2 separate regions of the Homo sapiens genome follow, and region 2 is linked to region 1. Evidence: read pairs that join two places in POLR2A ChIA-PET (ENCODE). Cell type or tissue: HepG2. All regions are shown on one strand. Links, peaks and the distances in the headings refer to the core of each region. The heading gives the core; the rest is flanking DNA. Region 1 overlaps RNF14 (ring finger protein 14). Region 2 overlaps ARHGAP26 (Rho GTPase activating protein 26).

The links. Peaks named below come from ENCODE experiments on the same cell type or tissue, not always from the same donor. Only the 100,000 strongest peaks of a DNase experiment are listed, where the experiment ranks them.
Region 2: POLR2A ChIA-PET joins it to region 1 with 5 read pairs; 2 of 35 experiments call an interaction of 5 or more read pairs at or near these places.

The regions. Positions count from the first base shown.
Region 1 is chr5:141,973,041-141,982,857 of GRCh38, forward strand. RNF14 (ring finger protein 14) reads left to right here. Exons shown (of 9, transcript NM_004290.5): 3 at 543-702; 4 at 1,764-1,915; 5 at 5,263-5,790; 6 at 7,083-7,311. The coding sequence starts at 549. Among named protein-coding and RNA genes, the nearest start is that of RNF14, 8.8 kb to the left of the region's middle. In HepG2, for the core only: no CTCF peak of the experiment used is centred there; no DNase peak of the experiment used is centred there.
Region 2 is chr5:142,775,571-142,785,387 of GRCh38, forward strand. All of the region lies in intron 1 of ARHGAP26 (Rho GTPase activating protein 26), which reads left to right. Among named protein-coding and RNA genes, the nearest start is that of ARHGAP26, 10 kb to the left of the region's middle. In HepG2, for the core only: a CTCF peak has its summit at 5,627 (motif pointing right); a DNase peak (open chromatin) is centred at 3,824.

The sequences.
Region 1 (9,817 bases), core at 670-8,669:
TAAAATATCTAACTGATAAGATCAGGAATTAGAAGTACCACAACCATCCCTTTTGAAAAAGACTGTTAATATTGCAAAACTAATGGAATGCCAGATATGGCTGTCATTTTTGGTTTAGGAGAAAAGTGATAATATCGATTAATTCTTTGCAGTTGTTTTTTGTGCCATTAAGCTTTTTCCACCTCTGTGCATTTTCTTTTCTTTTTTTTTTTTTTGAAACGGAGTTTCACTCTTGTCGCCCAGGCTGGAGTGCAGTGGCGTGATGTTGGCTCACTGCAGTCTCCACCTCCCGGTTCAAGCGATTCTCCTGTCTCAGCCTCCCAAGTAGCTGGGATTACAGGCACCTGCCACCACGCCTGGCTAATTTTTGTATTTTTAGCAGAGATGGGGTTTCACCATGTTGGCCAGGCTAGTCTTGAACTCCTGACCTCAGGTGATCCGCCCGCCTCGGCCTCCCAAAGTGTTGGGATTACAGGTGTGAGCCACCACACCCGGCCAGCCTCTGTGCATTTTCTGTTCTTAACTGATTTTAATGTTTTCAGGTCCTTATGTCGTCAGAAGATCGAGAAGCTCAGGAGGATGAATTGCTGGCCCTGGCAAGTATTTACGATGGAGATGAATTTAGAAAAGCAGAGTCTGTCCAAGGTGGAGAAACCAGGATCTATTTGGATTTGCCACAGAATTTCAAGATATTTGTGAGCGGTTAGTTAATAATTTCTTAAACAGATTTTTCTATTATTCTTTATTTCTTAGTGTACCTTAAACTATTTGTCATTTTGTGTTTTAGGCATTAGTGATAGGTGGTAGTATTACAGAGGTAATGCATGTTTCTGTTTTAAATGAAAATTGCAATGAGGGGCAAGCAGTTTTCAATTTGATTCTACCTTTTTGATCACTGAAGAGGGATATTATCCTGCATATTTCATACATCCTGGTCTGCTAACTAGCAGTTTATCAGCCATGAGTCATTGGCTGTTACATAGCAGTAATCAAAGAGAAAATGAATGTATGTGAAAACGCTTAGAAATTTTCAAGTACAGTGGTGGTGGTTAATACTATTTGGTTTCCAGAATCATTTCAACTACTATAAACATATGACACATGCTATTACTCTGTGACCTTTTGCTTCAGAAAAAACAAAACTGCTGCTTTTGATACAGACATTTACAGAAGACTTTGATGCACACTTTCTCAAAATGTTTCTACTATAAAGGGATTGAGTAAGGAAAGTAAGTGTGGTAATTTAAATGAAACTTTGATTGTGAGAGTGTTGTGTGCTATATTATATCCTCAAACCTGAGATCATTGTGTTGGCACAAATTTTCCCAACTGATTCATGGGTAGTTGGGACATGCTGGTCTAAGTGGGACATGCTGGTCTAAGTAGGTCATGCTGTTCAATGGAAATGAACATCCTTTCTCTAGATTGTGTCTTCAATCATCCACTGTAAACCAAACCACAACAAAACAAACATTGTGTGTTCCTTGGTCATTAGTGTTAGGAATTGTACTCAGAAGTGTATACAAGAATAAGTTGTAGTATTTTCATTATACATTTCATGGTGCTGTAGATTTTTCAAGGGCTTACAAGATTTTTTTTTAAGGTGGTGGCTACGAAGTTAAAATTAAGAAATAGAAAGTGCTTTGGGGGAGGGTTTTTATTCCCTCAACTAAAGCATTAAGTCTTTCTTGAGCGCTGCTCAACAGTAGTGGACACTCAAGTGTTGACCAACTGATCCTTTCTAATCTTTGTTTTTGGTTCAGGCAATTCAAATGAGTGTCTCCAGAATAGTGGCTTTGAATACACCATTTGCTTTCTGCCTCCACTTGTGCTGAACTTTGAACTGCCACCAGATTATCCATCCTCTTCCCCACCTTCATTCACACTTAGTGGCAAATGGCTGTCACCAACTCAGGTTAGACTTGAAACTTAATTTTTCCTATCCATTTTTAGAAACTTAAAAATCACCTTTAATTGAAGACTATCTTAAAGATCTTGAATTCAGTGCATGAAAAACAAATGGCTTTGGTTTTGTAATTTTTTTCCCTTGCCTTGGTGAATCCTGATGTTAAGAAATTGAAAATGTTTGGTGTTTTAAAAAGGAATGGCAGTAATTAAAACAATCATGAATTGTAGTAGGAGTAATTTTTAATCAAGTATATTATTTCTTTTCTTGTCTTGCTATTTTCCTGTTTAATCTGTATTATAATGGAGACTAAGAGGTCTTCCTCATTTTCCTTAGACATTGATACTACTTTTCTCTTAGTTTCTTATCCATTCCTTAAATGAAAGATTCCATTGTAATTAGGACTAAAAATTGAGCTAATGTAGTTATAATAAGCAAATTTTCTGAGTGAATACAATAACTGATTTTCTTTGTAAAAATCTGTATTAATAACAAATAACAGTCAACTGGTATCACGTAGACATAAATGCATACAAGTAGAAATGTGTATAGTTCCTGTAGATATCTCAGTAAGGCTTGAGGCCTTATGTTAAGCACCTCATTTCCTCTGGGTTATATATACTTTTCTAGTAACAACCTCAACTCTTGATTGAGACATAAATATGGCTTGAAGCTAAATATAAATAATATAAAGCATTCTGGGAGAGATAATGAATCAGCAGCTGCTTTTCTAGAAGTCATAATGAAGATCAATAGACTAATGTGTATTAAGACAAAAGCTCAGCCTGTGCAACATGGCGAAACCCAATTTCTACAAAAAATACAAAAATTAGCCAAGTGTGGTGGTGCGTCCCTGTAATCCCAGATACTTGGGAGGCTGAGGTGGGAGGATCACTTGAGCCTGGGTGGCAGAGATTGCAGTGAGCCAAGACTGAGCCACTGCACTCCAGCCTGGGTGACAGACAGAGACCCTGTCTCAAAAAAAAAAAAAAAAGAAAAAGACAAAAGATGTCAGAGTTGCTGACCTCAAGGAATAGCTCATTAGTTTTTCTCTTTGGATCATACAGTTTTCATTTCCCCATCCACCAATCTAATCTTTTAAGTGAGAGTACTTTCACAAACTAGAGCTTATGGTTTAAAAGCAAAATTAAACCTTAAAAAGGATAACACAGGTAGAATAAAAAGGAGTATTACTTTACATTCTAATGTCTGTGCCAGAGGCAACAGATGCAAGACAGTTGATTTGTCCAGGAATATCAAGACTGTTTGGCATTTAGGCCACTGATAGTTGGCTTAATTATTTAGATCTTCATAGTCCTATTTCACCAGAGAGCTTTTCATACTTTACATCCACGCATGTGCGTGCATGCACGTGCATGCACACACACGCACAAAACAGGGACAGATTAACTGGATGCGTGGTTGTGGTTTCAGATTCCAGCCAACCAGCATCTACTTAATGCTGGATTTGGGGGCGGAGGTGTGTGCTGGGGAAGAGAGTTGTTTTATGTGTTACAGCTAAAATTACAGTAGAATTCTTAATCAAATAAATGTTTATGCATATAATTAACATTTTAATTGGTCTCTTATATTCCTTCTTGGTTCAGTTCTTGTTTGTTGCTGTACCCTGATTCCTTGGCATTATGACTCTCACCTGTTAATGGTGAAATTGACACATAGAGCTGTCATTCCCTGAATTGGGGCGGGTAGACAGAGGGAAGTGGTTTTAGTTTTCTAAAACCTTATTCCTTATTCCTCCCCCAATATACTTACACAGTCTCTTTCCCGTCCCCCTTCCATTTACATGCATTCCAGCTGCCTTTCTCTCTCTTTTTTTTTTTTTTTTTTTTTTTTTTTTTTGAGATGGAGTCTTGCTCTGTCACCCAGGCTGGAGCACAGGGGCACAATCTCAGCTCACTACAACCTCTGCCTAGTGGGTTCAAGTGGTTGTCCTGCCTCAGCCTCCCAAGTAGCTGGGAATACAGGCGCCCGCCACCACACCTGGCTAATTTTTTGTATTTTTTAGTAGAGACAGGGTTTCACCATGTTGGCCAGGCTGATCACCAACCCCTGACCTCAGGTGATCCACCCGCCTTGGCCTCCCAGAGTTCTGGGATTACAGGCATGAGCCACCACGCCCAGCCCCAGCTGCCTCTCTTGAGAAGGGACTGGGGTAGAAAAGAGGTTGGAGAATGGCTTCTTCATAGGACTTGGTAGCTCACACAGCACTCATAGCTTCCCTTTTAGTATTTATCACATTTTACAGATGTTAGCAGATTTCTCAAAAGCATGGTTGATTTATAAGGATATTTATGCAAATGTGAAAAATCATTAGTTGTTCAATCTTAACTCATCAATAAGTATTTAAGGTAGTACCTATGCAGGGTTTAGTCAGTGGCACTACACAGAGTGTAAGAAACAGAAAATCTGGTCCCTTTTCATTTGTCATTTAAATTTACAAAATTTGTTTGCCATCTGGAAGGCATATTTTTGGATGTTTACCTAAAAAAGAAAAGCTGCTTATAATTCCTGTGCTCTAGTTAAAAATATTTTATATTTCTAATGGAAAATTCTCCAACATTTGCCTTTCAAATTGAACAGACCACTTTTAAAGAGGAAAATTCCAAATAATTTAATTTTGGTTGCTTAGCTTAGGAAGTGTAAGCTTTCTCTATGGCTGCCAAACCTTGCTGAGGGCTTGTGATTAGGACCAGGGTCAATATCAGGCAGCTTCCCTCCATTAACCAGGATCTGATATAAGCCCAGATTGCTTACTTAAAAGCAGCTTGTAAATCTGAACAAGGACTCTGAGGTTGAATTCTGTTAGTGATTGTTTCAGATGAGTTGACTTTTTGATAAAACTGAAAGAATTAATTTTAAAACTTGGATAGTATTTTTAAACTATTCTTTTTCTAACCATTATTCTAGGATACGAACAGGGCTAGGACTCCTAATGGAAGAAAAATAGTTTATTTTTAGAACTAGATCTCTTTGTCCTACATGAGGTATATGGCAGTACTAAAAGATTAAAGAACAGAAAAAAGTCTTCCATTTCAGTGGCTAAAATGTACAGCTATTTCTCTACCTTACGGAGTCTTGCTATTTCTCTTCTTCTCGTGGTACTTCTTGCTTCTGACTTTATGTTCTACTCTGGCTCATGTTGCCGAATAGTTTAAGAAGTGCTCCAGTAAGAATGTTTGTACTGTTTTGTATGTAGCACAGTGTATCACAGCAGTAAAAAATAGTGTTAGAATAAGGGCCTAACTTGCAAGTGGAAAAGATTTCTAGGGAAACCAGGAGTTGGCAGCAGCATCATCTTTCCAAACTCACCAACATCTTCATGTGTTTTCTCCTAGCTATCTGCTCTATGCAAGCACTTAGACAACCTATGGGAAGAACACCGTGGCAGCGTGGTCCTGTTTGCCTGGATGCAATTTCTTAAGGAAGAGACCCTAGCATACTTGAATATTGTCTCTCCTTTTGAGCTCAAGATTGGTTCTCAGAAAAAAGTGCAGAGAAGGACAGCTCAAGCTTCTCCCAACACAGAGCTAGATTTTGGAGGAGCTGCTGGATCTGATGTAGACCAAGAGGAAATTGTGGATGAGAGAGCAGTGCAGGATGTGGAATCACTGTCAAATCTGATCCAGGAAATCTTGGACTTTGATCAAGCTCAGCAGATAAAATGCTTTAATAGTAAATTGTTCCTGTGCAGTATCTGTTTCTGTGAGAAGCTGGGTAGTGAATGCATGTACTTCTTGGAGTGCAGGCATGTGTACTGCAAAGCCTGTCTGAAGGACTACTTTGAAATCCAGATCAGAGATGGCCAGGTTCAATGCCTCAACTGCCCAGAACCAAAGTGCCCTTCGGTGGCCACTCCTGGTCAGGTAACTGTTTACCCTGCTGATGGTTGCCTCCTAATTCTCTTCCATAAATGGAGATATCATCTCAGGAACTTCCTTGATAGGGCTCATGGGGCAGTCCGAGGCCTTGGAGCCAGCCCACAAGTTGTTTTGCTGTATCCATTAAAAATGCTATGGTCTTAGTCTACTGCTTAAGCAAATGGAATGCTTCCTTTGGCCTTGCAGTGGGCAAGGATGAGTGTTAAAGTAGTTATTAAGTAATTGTGATAATTTACTTTGTATATCTGCTAGTAGGATCCCATAAACCTTGGGGAATCACTAGCTTATTCTTGTGTGAGGTTGGCATCTGAAGGGGACGTCTCTTAGAATGATTAACCAACTTTTTTATAGACTTCAGCAGAAGTACAGCCTACTTAGGTGGTGGTGGTGTTGTTGTTGTTGTTGTTGTTGTTGTTTTGTTTGAGATGGAGTCTTGCTGTGTCACCCAGGATGGAGTGCAGGGGCATGATCTCAGCTCACGGCAACCTCTGCCTCCAAGGTTCAAGTGATTTCCTGCCTCAGCCTCCCAAGTAGCTGGGATTACAGGCACCCGCCACCATGCCCGGCTAATTTTTTTTGTATTTTTAGTAGAGACGGGGTTTCACCACGTTGGCCAGGCTGGTCTTGAACTCCTGACCTCAAGTGATCCTCCCGCTTTGGCCTCCCAAAGTGTTGGGATTACAGGCGTGAGCCACTGCTCCTGGCCAGTTTTTTGTTTTCTTATTAAAGCATAATTTTACTTAAAATAAACTACACATTTAAATCATACAAGGCTAGCATGGTAGCTTACACCTATAATCCCAGCACTTTGGGAGGCCAAGATAGGAGGATCGCTTGAGGCTAGGGGTTTAAAACCAGCCTGTGCAAAATAGCATGACTCCATGTCTTAAAAAAAAAAAATCAGGCATGATGGCAAGTGCCTGTTGCCCTAGCTACTTGGGAAGCTGAGGTAGAGAATCATTTGAGCCCAGGAGTTCAAGGCTGCAGTGAGCTATGATTGCACCACTGCACTCCAGTCTGTACGACAGAGTAAGACCCCATCTCTAAAGAAATAAAACTAAAATATAAAATAAATTGGACACTTTGCTTAGTTTTAACAAATGTGTAGACCCCTATAATTGTCATCTCAGTCAAAATGTACTTGGTTTGATTTTGAAGTGAAAGAGAGGTTTTAATTTATGTGCCCATCTGGTTTACACTAGCATCCTAAGAATCGCCTCAGGTTCAGAACTGGTTGTGGAATCATCAAACCTATGGTGTTTTGTATTTCCCTCCAGGTCAAAGAGTTAGTGGAAGCAGAGTTATTTGCCCGTTATGACCGCCTTCTCCTCCAGTCCTCCTTGGACCTGATGGCAGATGTGGTGTACTGCCCCCGGCCGTGCTGCCAGCTGCCTGTGATGCAGGAACCTGGCTGCACCATGGGTATCTGCTCCAGCTGCAATTTTGCCTTCTGTACTTTGTGCAGGTTGACCTACCATGGGGTCTCCCCATGTAAGGTGACTGCAGGTATGTTTTAACTGTGAACCCAAACCCCCATCCCCAGTCTCTCCCTCACATTTCACTCTACTACCAGGGCCTTATGACTTCATTCTTCAATTTGGAAGTATTCATTTAGCAGATATTTCTGTGTCAGTGACTATCTCAGGCCTTGGGGCTGTAGTAGTGACCAGAAGAGACAAAATGTCTGCCCTCATGGAACTCACATTCTACCAGGGGAGACAGGAAAACAAAATAAGGATATTAGGTGGTGGTAAGTGCTGAAGAGGCAGAAGAAATAAAGCAAGGACAGGATATGAAATGTTCTGAAGGGGAGGGGACTTGGGATTTTAGTTAGGGAAAACAGGGGAGGCCTCACCGGCAAAATGGTTTAAGTAAGGACTTGAAGGAGGTAAGAAAAACCGTGCAGATACCAGGGAGGAACATTCCAGGAGAAGGAATGGCACAGGAAATTCTATATACAAACATGGAATAATGTAGATCCTGGATGGCCAATGCAGGGCATCTAAGCTGCCATTCTTGTCTCCATGGCACATGTGTTTGACTAGTCATCAAATGCTTTCTCCTTGAGCCCAGAGAGGCCTCAGAATCTTCCTCAACATGGCACTTCGGAAAGCTACCCTCTGATGAAGTAGACACAGGAGTGAAATGTGTTTGCCGTTTCCAGTCTACGTAAGGAATCATAAATCAGGCCCTTAACGTCGATTTAATTGGACTTTGGTGGCTTAGTCTTCTTCAGACTAACAGGGATAATGATAACAGCTACCTCACAAAATTGCAGCTAGAGCAGATAACAATAACTTCACGGGGTTATTCTAAGGATGAAGGGAACGAATATCATGCTATTCAAAATTGTTATATTTGTTACACTGGTGTATAATATATAGAAATTGAGAGGGTTAGAAACTTTTATAGTGATTTCACATAATTTTATGTCAAATCTAATAAAAATTTAGACTTTTTTTCATTTTTCTAATAATTGATTGTTAGCTGACTGTGGTGGTGCACACCTGTAGTTCTAGCTATTCAGAAGGCTACAGCAGGAGGATCTTTTGAGCCTCAGTTGAGACTAGCTTGGGCAACGTAGTGAGACTCTGCTTCTAAAAAAATTAAATCAAGCAAACCTGGTTATATCTTATAAAAGTGTTGATCTTTGACGTATCAGAGAAAAAATAAACTGGGCCTTTACCATAAATAGTTTGAGAAACAGTGGGCTAATACATGTAAAATGCAGAATGGGGCTGGGCATAGTGGCTCACCTCTGTAATCTCAGCACTTTGGGAGGCCAAGGTGGGCGGATTGCTTGAGTCCAAGAGTTTGACACTATGGCAAAACCCCGTGTCTACAAAAAAATACAAAAATTAACGAGGTGTGGTGGTGCACATCTGTAGTCTCAGCCACTCAGGTTGCTGAGGCGGGAGGATCGCTTGAAACTGGGAGGTAGAGGCTGCAGTGAGCCAGATTGCACCACTGCACTCCAGCCTGGGGGACAGAGTGGGACCCTGTCTCAAAAAAAAAAAAAGAGGAAAAAGAAAAATAGTAATTATTAATGCTATTATTATTGTAGTTATTACTTGCTAATGTTAGCAGACTGTCATTATTTCCAAGAAAGTACCATGAGAGGAAAGAGTGGGTAGATAATTTCAGTTGCCTCAGGCAGCACCTTGCAGAAGGTAAGGCCAGATGGAATGGAGAACTTAGCAATGTATAATATAAGCCTTTACTTTAGACTTCTGTAACCTTTTCATTAAAAGTCAACAGTACATTTCAAGTGTTTCACAGCATTCAGGGAAGAAATTGAAGATAGATTCAGGGCTTTAGCAAAATTAGGAATCTCTCCCTCTCTTTGTATGTATATATTATATAAAATATGAAATACAATTTTATTATTTTGGGAAGACTAAAGCAATATAACCTTTGTCCTTAAGATGCCTAGGAACACAAAAATGCATTGAATTATTAGAGGGATGAGATTTACATTGCTTCACTGCTACATTGAAGTAGAGGTGATGAAGCTGTGGGAATGTACTACACAGAGAAAGAATTCACAGGTGAAAGCAAAGAGTGGAGATAGGATATAGGATTCTATACCAGAAGATGTCTTTTGCTTTAAAAGGGAGATAGACTTCCAAATAATGTGAGGAAAGTAAACTGATAAAATAACTAGAACATTGTTGAGAAAACTCTTTAATTAATTGTATTGAAAAATTAAGGTAATACAACTGTGAACAAAAGCCTTTTGTCTGCAAGTAAAACCTTTGGGATTGGTTACCTGTTCCATTTCAGTTAAATGATAGAGCAGTAGAAGCCAGATTGAAGAGTATCGAGGGAAAACTTTTCAGCACCTGTAGCAAAGCATAGTACGGGGTGAGACTTGGGTGCTAAGTTTTATTCACTGATTTTTTTTTTTTACACAGAATTGAAGAGGTAGTCTTTGCCCTTAAGCCAAAAGTGCCTTTGTATTTGGTAGGCCTCTTCATTATCAAACAGTGAATGGTGCTGACTTAGTGGAAAA
Region 2 (9,817 bases), core at 495-8,494, 800 kb after region 1:
TCTCTTTCGAGAACATTTTCATAATCTCAAACTGGAACTCTGTTCCCATTAAACAATAACTCCCCACTTTCCCCTCCCCCAACCCTAGTAACCTCTATTCTGCTGTCTGTATGAATTTACCTATTCTGTGTACTTCTTATGAGTGGAATTATACAATATTTGTCATAAATATCTGGCTTATTTCACTTAGCAAAATATTTTCAAGGTTCATCCATGTTAATAGCATGTGTTAGGATTTCATTTCTCTTCATGGCTAAATATCTTATTGTTGAGTTTTAATTATCAACAGCTGTCATTAGGAAAGACTATTCTTTCTCTTTTAAAGTCATAAAAATGTATTTTTTTCTTTCCATTTCGTTTCCCTTCAGTATGATCACTAACACTTGGAATTGACATACCAATTGATCATGGTTGTCTCTCACAAGAACACTATATTTATATTTATTCCTTTCAAAGCAGTTACTTGCTTCAGGTCAGCATGTTTTTGGGGGAATTTTTCATAAAAGGTTAATTGAATTATAATTTACATTCCATAAAATTCACCTTTTAAGATTTTATTTTTTATTGTTTTTATTATTTGTGGAGATGGGGGTCTCACTTTGTTGTTGCCCAGGCTGGTCTCGAACTCCTGGTCTCAGGTGATCCTCCCGTCTTGGCCTCCCAAAGTGCTGCGATTACAGGCATGAACCACGGCTCCTAGCCACTCACTTTTCTTAAGTGTATAATTCAGTGGTTTGTAGTTACAGAGTTATGCAACCATCATCCTAGTCCTGTTTTAGAACATTTTTAGCACCCCGAAAAGCTTTCTCATGCTCATTTGCAGGCACTGCATTTTTGCCTGAAGCCTCATACAACCACTGATCTACTACTTTCTGTCTCTATAGATTTCTCTTCCCTGAAAAATTAAGCTAAATGGAATCATATAATATGTAGTCTTATGCATCTGGCTTCTTTCACTAAGCATGCTGTGTTTGAGGCTCATCGTGTTGTAGCATGTATCAGTAGTTTGTTCCTTTTTATTGCTAGAAAATATTCCATTTTGTAAACCATAAGTTGTTTATCCATTCACCAGCTGATGATTTGGGTCATTTCCAGTTTTTTGCTCTTATGAATAATGCTGCTATGAATGTTTGCATACGTGTCTTCATGTGTATATATGTTTTCACTTCTAATTTCATTTTTTACCTAGGAGTAGAATTTTGCTGGGTTGTATGGTAAATTTATGTTTAAGTTTAATTTAAACTTGTGTTTATTTAAAAAAACCTACCATACTGTTTTCCATAACAGAAGCACCGTTTCACATTCCCACCAACAATGTATGAGGATTCTGATTTCTCCACATCCTCGCCAATACTTGTTGTTGTCTTTCTTTTTGATTGTAGCCACTCTAGTGGGTGTGAAGTGGTATCTCGTTGTGGTTTTAATTTGCATTATCCTGGTGACCAATGAGGATGAGCACCTTTTCATGTGTTTGTTGGCCATTGGTGCGTCATCTTTGCTGAAATGTCTATTCAGATCTTTTTTTTCCTTTACTTTGTCTCATAAAACTTTTGATGATTAAGTGAACAGCACTTAGTATATTTTCTCCATTTGCCCTCTTTTGGGGACTATTTGTTTCCATGTGCTTCAACCTTAGATGTATTTAACTGATCAGTTTCAGGATCTCAGGAATTAGGAAGTGGTTCTTATGAGGCTGTGGTTCAGATTTCTGCTCTTGTTAGGCCAGTGGGCATCGCTCTGGGCAGATGCCACACAGGCTGGACTTCCTAATTCTGGCCTGCATAAGCTAATGATCCAAGCCCTCTCAATGGACAAAATGAGAACCGGCCAAGGAAGAACTGTTATCACCATTGAGCTACTGGGGAAAGCAAGTTGTAAAGGGGACTTTGTTATCCTGTCAAGGTCATTGCATTTCTAAAAATTAGCCAGTGGAGGAATACTAACCTAGCAGTCAAAGTAGTTTTTCTAGATTTAAGTTTCTGAGTGAGCCTCGTTTTACCTTTTAAAATTATAACCCCTTCTGTTTCAAATTATATATTTTTTGCCATCAGAAGAAGAGTTTCGTTCAGGAAATACGGAGACCCTGCTCTGCCTTTACCATGTCCTCCAGAGCCCTAGACTAGAGTAATGGCTTTTTGGATGGAGGTAACCAATGTAGGAGTCATTAGCGGGGAGATTGAGTGGGATGTTTGGGGGCCAGTGGCGCGGCCAGTTGTGACTGTAGCAGAGTGAAGGCGAATGCACAAAGAGATAGGCCAGGGCAAGGTCATAGGGATCTTGAATTCTAGAAAGGACTTAGAGTTTTATTCTAAGTGTGATGGGCAGCCATGGAAGGCTGTGCCATGATCGTACTCATACTTTAAAAAGATTATGTAGGCAGCTGTGTAGAGACCAAGCGTAGTGGAGCAACAATGGAGGCAAGATGACCAGTAAGGAAGCTGTTGTAATAGTTGAGGTGAGAGATGATGGCACCGTGGGCTAGGGTGACAGCATCACAGATGGTGGTCAGAGGCTGGGTATTTTTGGAAGTAGAGCCCACAGGATTTGCTGCACAGCATATGGGCTATGAGAGAAAAGAAAGAAGTCTAGAATGATTCAGATATTTTTGGCCTGAGCAGTTATGTGAATGATGGTACTATTTGCTAAAATAGTTTGCTTGGGAAGGATTAGGTTTAGGGGTAAAATTAACAATATGAATGAATGACCTAATCTTATAATGCAAAGACAAAATATTATGACATGGATAGTTCCTGAATACATTCTCATGCAAGCATCAAAGAGTATAGACGTATACAGTGTAAAAGCACCCCCTTTTCCTAGCTAACAATCATTGTTAGCAGTTTGGTATGCATTTTTTCTTGTCCTTTTTCTGCGTGTTTTTTTCATAAATGGGATTATACTATAAGGATTATTTTGTGTTTTGCTTTTCGAGTTGATCATTTGTCTTGAAGACCTTCCATGTCAGTACATGCATGTAGTGCATTCTTTTTAATGACTGCAGAGAGCTTTATGTGGATATGCCATAGTTGGTATTTACTCAGTTTCCTGTTGAAGGATATTTGGATTGTCTCTGTTGTTCACTATTAGAAGGCGTGCTGCAGTGATTATTTGCACACCTGCTTTTGTGTGTGGATTCCAGCATTTCCCTGAGATGGATTCCTTCAAGTGGAATGGTTGCTGGCTCCAGTTTTTACAAGCCCTTTGACATCTGTTGTTTAGGTCCTTTGCATCCTTGTAGCCGGTTGATAATTTGGTGCTCCTTTGAGTATGTTAGATTGTTTCTGAAGCTTAATCTTTTGGTTAAATCAGAAGCATCCTTAACAGACCCTTCTGTTAGACACTGACACTGATTTTAAAACAACCAAGGGATAGAAAAAAAAAAAAAACTTAGTGTGTGTGTATGTGTGCCAGGGAAAGAGAGATGACAATTAATTGGATGTGTCCCTATTAGCCCTGGAACTGCTTGATATGCTTTCTGAGTGGCATGTTCTTATAGGTCAGATGGGAGATGGGATGGGGCTTTGCCCATATCTAAGAGTCTATTCTAACCTCCAGGCTCAGGGACTAGGAAGGAAATCATGTTTATTTAGGGTGAGAACAACAGCATTAGCAGCCAGAGGAATTTTTACAAATTATAGTGACTGGGGTTTACACATTTTTGTAGCACCTCAGAATGGAGAGAGAGGAAATGGTAAGGAAAACAGCTTGGCAGTGTGGGCCACGAGCTGTCATGGCATGTTTGTGTCTGGCTCATTTCACCTTGATTGGAAGGCACAGAATGCTGCCCTGGGTAAGCTGGAGACTGGGCAGTTTCCTGCTATATTTAGAAAGAGGAGATTCCTGGGGTTAGGGTGGTGTGTGTGTGTGTGTGTGTGTTTTCTTTGCCAGATAGACAAAGGTTTGAGGGGTTTGTGAATTCCACACCAAACTGTTAACTAGCTGGTTTCTCTGGGCCAAGCCAGTAGCTACTCTTTGACTCTTGCTGCTGCCACACAGCAAAAGCTCAAAAAACTCCTATTTTATATGGTTTGAAAAGATACCGCTGGTAAGTTTCAAAACTCATCTGATCTTGCTGTCACATCTGCTTTTAAGTTTACTGCAGGCTAATTTGAACACTTTGAAAATATGAACTGCCTCCTCCTCTGAGACTTCAGATAGATCTCCAAGCTGACTGAGTTGAACTTTGGCTGTTTCTGTGCCAAGGAGACTGTCAAACAGATAGGACCAAAGCCTTAGCAAATTCCTGACTGCGTATCTCGTTATCACACTTGTGGGTCAGGGGTAGACAATGAATATTAGTCGAACAAATAAAATAAGGCATTTTTACTTTAACTCATAGCTATGTTTCTTTTTAAAAGGGTTGCCTAAATAGGTAATACCTATAAGTTGTTCATAATTCAAAAGAGACAAAAGAGAATGTGAATATCCCTCCAATGCTTCCTGTCTCCTGATCCCCACTTCTTCCTCTGGAGGCATTTTATTGGTTTCTTTGGTATTTTTCAGATGTAATTTATGCATGTGCCAACAAATACACATACACATTGTGCCATATGTGCTGTTTTACCCTTTGCTTTTAATATATTAGATATTATTCTACATTGGTACATAGAGAGCTCACTCATTGTTAGATTGCATTGTATTCTATTGTATGAATTAAATATAGTGTATGTAACCATTCCCCTAATAATAAACATTTAGATTATTTCCAACCTTTCACCATTGCAAGTAATGTTGTTGTGAACATCCTGGCACCTCTGGCATGAGGCACATGAGTGACAAATTCCTAGAAATGAAACTGCTGGACCAAAGGGTATGTACATTTTTCATTTTAATAAGTATTTCATAACAGTGTTTCTGAAAAGTTCTAAGTGAACTGAATTTGATAAACCATGATTTTAGAGTAGGAAGGAAACTCACCATTTTAGACAGTTTATTACAGAATGGTCTCTGTAAATAAAACAATACTTAGAATTTTCTCCATTTTCCCCTTTCCAGTTTGTGTGTATTGTTAATTCTGGGATTAAAAGCCACAGCAAAAATCATTCCCTAAACTGAGACAGCTGTACCTAGAAATCAGTTGAATGTAGGATCCCAGAGACCTTGTTTGTGTTCCTAGTGATGGTGCTGTTGAGTTTTTATCTTTGTGCGGTGCGTGTAACATTCAGGAGATTCGGCAGGTTTGTTGAAGGAGGGCAGTCTTCTGCCTTCTGTGACCGGAGACCGTGACTCTGGTCTAGGGGACACGTTGCCTATCATAGAAGCTTCCCGGTGGGCACTGGAATTCCTGGGAGCTGGTGAGGGAGTCGGGAGTTTTGCATGACATCTCTCTCTGGCAGCTTCTCCTGCAGAGCTTAGCACTTTTCCCTGATAGAGGACAGGATCATGCCACATGTCCTCTGCCATCTCTGTTCCAGCTCCTGTTGATGTAGAAGGCTACATTGGCCAGGTTCCTGGCATGAAGCAGGCACAGTCCTTGTCTCCTAGATGCTCACTGTTTTGAGAGGAGGCAGGGAAACAGGCAGCCCACAGCACAAAGGGGAGATTGCTAGCAGTTTAAAAGGGCCTCTGGGGGAGGGAGCAGAGGCCTGTGGGAAAGGCAACTGAAGGCTTATCGAGCCCAAGGGGGCAGTGTGGTCACTAATGATCAGTCATGTGAAGGGTACCTCTGTTATTTTTGCCCCACCTCACCACCCTTTATTTACTTTGAAAAAAGTCTACTCATTACAAAATACATTTATTTCAAAAAGGAGCTTTTGAACCTGCATTCAGAAATTGCAAGTTTGATATGGTTAACTTTTTTTTTCTAAATATCTTCAAATAATTATTAAATCATAATCATTACATTGAAAAGTATTTGTCATTGTATTGCCTAAAATAATCCCATATTTCACCAGTGTTATGAGAGTCATTCTCTTCTTAACACTGTCCCAAGGCAGAAGTATGTGAGAGAATGGACACCATCTGCCCATCACACCTGGGGGAAAAGGGAGGGGAGCAATGCACTCCTTAGGCTTGGGTGCAGGTGTCTGGGGCAGGAGGCTGTGTGCCAGGGAATACAGTCTGCTGAAAATCTGTTTTACTCAGTGGGATCACAATTTGAATATTCAAATAAACACTGATAAGTTATAGAGTGGAATGCAGAATTCATGGCTTTTTTTTGAGATGGAGTCTCTCTCTGTTGCCCAGGCTGGAGTGCAGTGGTATTATCTTGGCTCACTGCAACCTCCGCCTCCCGGGTTCAAGTGATTCTCCTGCCTCAGCCTCCTGAGTAGCTGGGACTACAGGTGCGTGCCACCATGCCCGGCTAATTTTTTGTATTTTTTTTTAGTAGAGATGGGGTTTCACCGTGTTACTCAGGATGGTCTCAATCTCCTGACTTCGTGATCTGCCCGCCTTGGCCTCCCAGAGTGCTGGGATTACAGGCATGAGCCACTGCGCCTGGCCGATTCATGGTGTTTTTGAGAGTAGATGATCAGGTGTGGATGAAGAGAACACATAGTCAGCAGCATAGTGCCTGAGGAAGGGATGACAGAGGAGTTAGGGGCATCTCCAGAGTTTCCTTCTTAGGCCTTGGGAGGATGGCTGAACTGCATACAGGAGAGGAATCGTGGTGTGTGATGGGGGATACAGAGTGAAGTAAGGTTTGTCCTTGCTGAGTTCCTGCAGGGCATGCAGGTGGAGACACCCACAAGGCTGTGGGAAGCACAAGTCTGGAACTCTGGAGGAAGATGAGGGCTACAGGTATAGGTTTGGCTCTCTCCAGGTGGTATTTGAGGCCCTGGGAGTGACTGAATCTATAAGAGTGAGACCCACGCAGGGGTCCTTAGCCTCTGCTGTCCATTGAAATCACCTGAGGAGCTCAGGACTCACCTTCAGAGATTCTGATATAATTTGGCTGGGTTGCAGTCTGGGCATGGGACATTTTAAAAACTCCCCAGGTGATTCTAATGTGCAGCAAGGGTGAAGAACGCCTGGCATGGAGTGAGAGAAGAGAGTGGAAGCTGAAACCATAGGGAGCATCCACATTTAGCAGGTGGGTAGCAGAGAGTTGGAGAGGCTTTGATGACTTGATGTTTCATCCTGGCCAGTTTAGGTGAGGACTGTTTGGAGGCCTTTGGATTTGACCTTTGGAGATGAAACTGGAGAAAACAGCATAAGTGCAAGGGAGGATAATAAATATCTATTATACCTTACAATATTATTGTGAGGAGCAGCTGAGATAATTGTAGATATTATGCTTAGCAGTGTAAGCAGGCCTGTGGTAAGTGACCTGTTATTGGAATCTGCCTTTAGAGTGTCCTTGTAAGATAGTGGTTCTTAAAAGTGAAGGTGTACAAGAATTCCCCTAACTGCAGATTCTCTGGCTTTACCCAAGGAAATGCTGATGCATGAGCTCTAGGCAGGTCTGGAAACCCGAATTTCCTATACCCCCGCCCCCACTCCCTTCCATCTCACCCCAAGTGATTTGCATGGTGGGAGTCCTTGGACCACACATTAGGTCTAAATAGGTCAGCAGAGATTCTGCATAAATCTGGTCCCCAAATCCTGTTCTTCCTTAATGTGCACAGCTGTGCTCTCCAGCCTCGTGGGCACATCTCAGATATCTGGAGGGTGTTTGCATTACTGCAGGCCTAGGAATGATGCAGGAGGGTTTCAGAAGCGTAAAAGTTCTAGCAGCTTGAGAACATGTCAGCCAGTGTGGCTCCACGCCTGGGATCCAGTTGTTCCGTGAGCTTGGCCTGTGAGCGGGAACCCTTCAGCAGCATTGCCAGCGGATGTGGGGGAGCTCCTGAAAGGAAACTTTTGCTCCTGGGCAATCACAGGGAAACTGTATTCCCACAGTGAGTCTTGGGTGCTCTTGTCAGGGTTAAAGTCATTTGGGGTCAGAGCCTGTAATTATGTTTCACATTTTTTTTTTCTTTAAAAACATTCAGGAAGCATAATGAGCTGGTTGAGCTGTTGCACAGCAAGGGGAACTCAGGATCTGGGGAGAGGAGGAGAGAGACTGGGTGATGGCTCTGGAGCTGAGATGCCTTAAACCCAGAGAGAGCTGATCTCCCCCTTCTACCTGGAGGTGCCCCTGGGCAACTCATTTCTGGCAAATACTGCTGTCTCTGTTCTGATCTCAGCTGGTTCTCACCCTTTTAAAGCAGGGCTGGATGACTGGGCAGACCACAGCTGCTGCTGGTGTGATCCCAGGGTGTCACCACCAGGAAATTAGTGCTGCTTTCACTCTGCTATTTGCTTCTTAAGAAAATCTGTGGGTTGCTCTTCCAAAAATAAGGTTTTCTTGCATTTGTATCTGACTAGTGCACTGAAATGTTTGACACAGACTTTACCGTGGGCGACTTACCCAGCAGATCATCAGCCACACCACCCCTGCTGTGGACAATATGTCATTGTGGAGGCCAGGGCAGGCACTGGAGGCGAGTGCCTCAGCATCCGTAGGCTTCGGCATCCAGATGCTCCTGCTGCATCTGTGTCTGCTGGCCAGGACTTGCCACAATCTGCCGGCCTTCTGACCGAAGCTGCCCAGAGCTCAGTGTGCAAGGTCAGCAGACTACCATGCTGCCAGCTCTGTTTAGAGCAGCAAGATGGGTTTCTCTCTGGAAAGAAAGCCTGTTTCCTCTTACGTAGCCAGCATGCTTGTAATCGGTTCCCCAGCAGGGAAGCTCTGCTCCATTGCATAGGAAATTGGAGTGGAACTGATAGCTTTTGGCCTCTGTGTCTTTTGGGATATAACTTTGGCTTGCTTCTCATCTCCCCCACCTCTCCTGGCCAGCTTAACTTCATACCATACTGCAAGGAAAAGACACAGCCCAGTGGGGCTTGCTTGGGATTTTGTGCTTGAAACCGTACGTAATTTGTACATGAAGATGATCACCAGTTGAAGATAACTTAAATTTTGCTTGTTTTCCTAAGGAGTCTAATCCTTACTGCCCCTAAACTGAGTCTCTTTAAGAAAGACAATTTGTTTTTTGATGGTTAAGCAAGAAACTTGTAAAATGTCAAACTGGAGAAGGATGACTCATATCTCTTAATGTGCCGTCTCAATCAGCCATATTACTGAGCTCCCCAAATGGGCAGCATGGGGGTAGGCGATGGTAGGCAGAGACCATGGACGATGTTTTTTAAAAACAGCTTTTTTGAGATACAATTCACACGACACAATTTACCCATTTGCAGCATACAATTCAATGGCTTTTAGTATATGCACAGGATTTTGCATTCATCTTCACGATTAATATTAGCATATTTTCATCATTCCCCCAAAGCAATCCTGTAGTCCTTAGCTAATATCTGCCATTCTTTCCATCCCTACCTCTCATCCCTAGGCAACCACTTCCTTAGGATTTTTTTTTTTTTTTTTTTTTGAGATGGAGTCTTGCTCTGTTGTCCAGGCTGGAGTGCAGTGGCGCGATCTCGGCTCACTGCAAGCTCCGCCTCCCTCCTGAGTTCATGCCATTCTCTTGCCTCAGCCTCCCAAGTAGCTGGGTCTACAGGCGCCCACCACCATGCCCGGCTAATTTTTTGTATTTTTAGTAGAGACAGGGTTTCACTGTGTTAGCCAGGATGGTGTCGATCTCCTGATCTCGTGATCCGCCCACCTCGGCCTCCCAAAGTGCCGGGATTCCTTAGGATTTTTAACTCATGTCTCCAAGTGTGGCACTCTCCTATCTGCTTCGTCTCTTGATCTTGTGAAGCCACATACCCTTTTCCTTCAGTGCATCCAAACAATTTGCAGCTCCTCAGAATGCTGCAGTTCCAACACCAGGATGTTCCGACCTGGCACTGTTCTTGCTCTTCACACATTCTT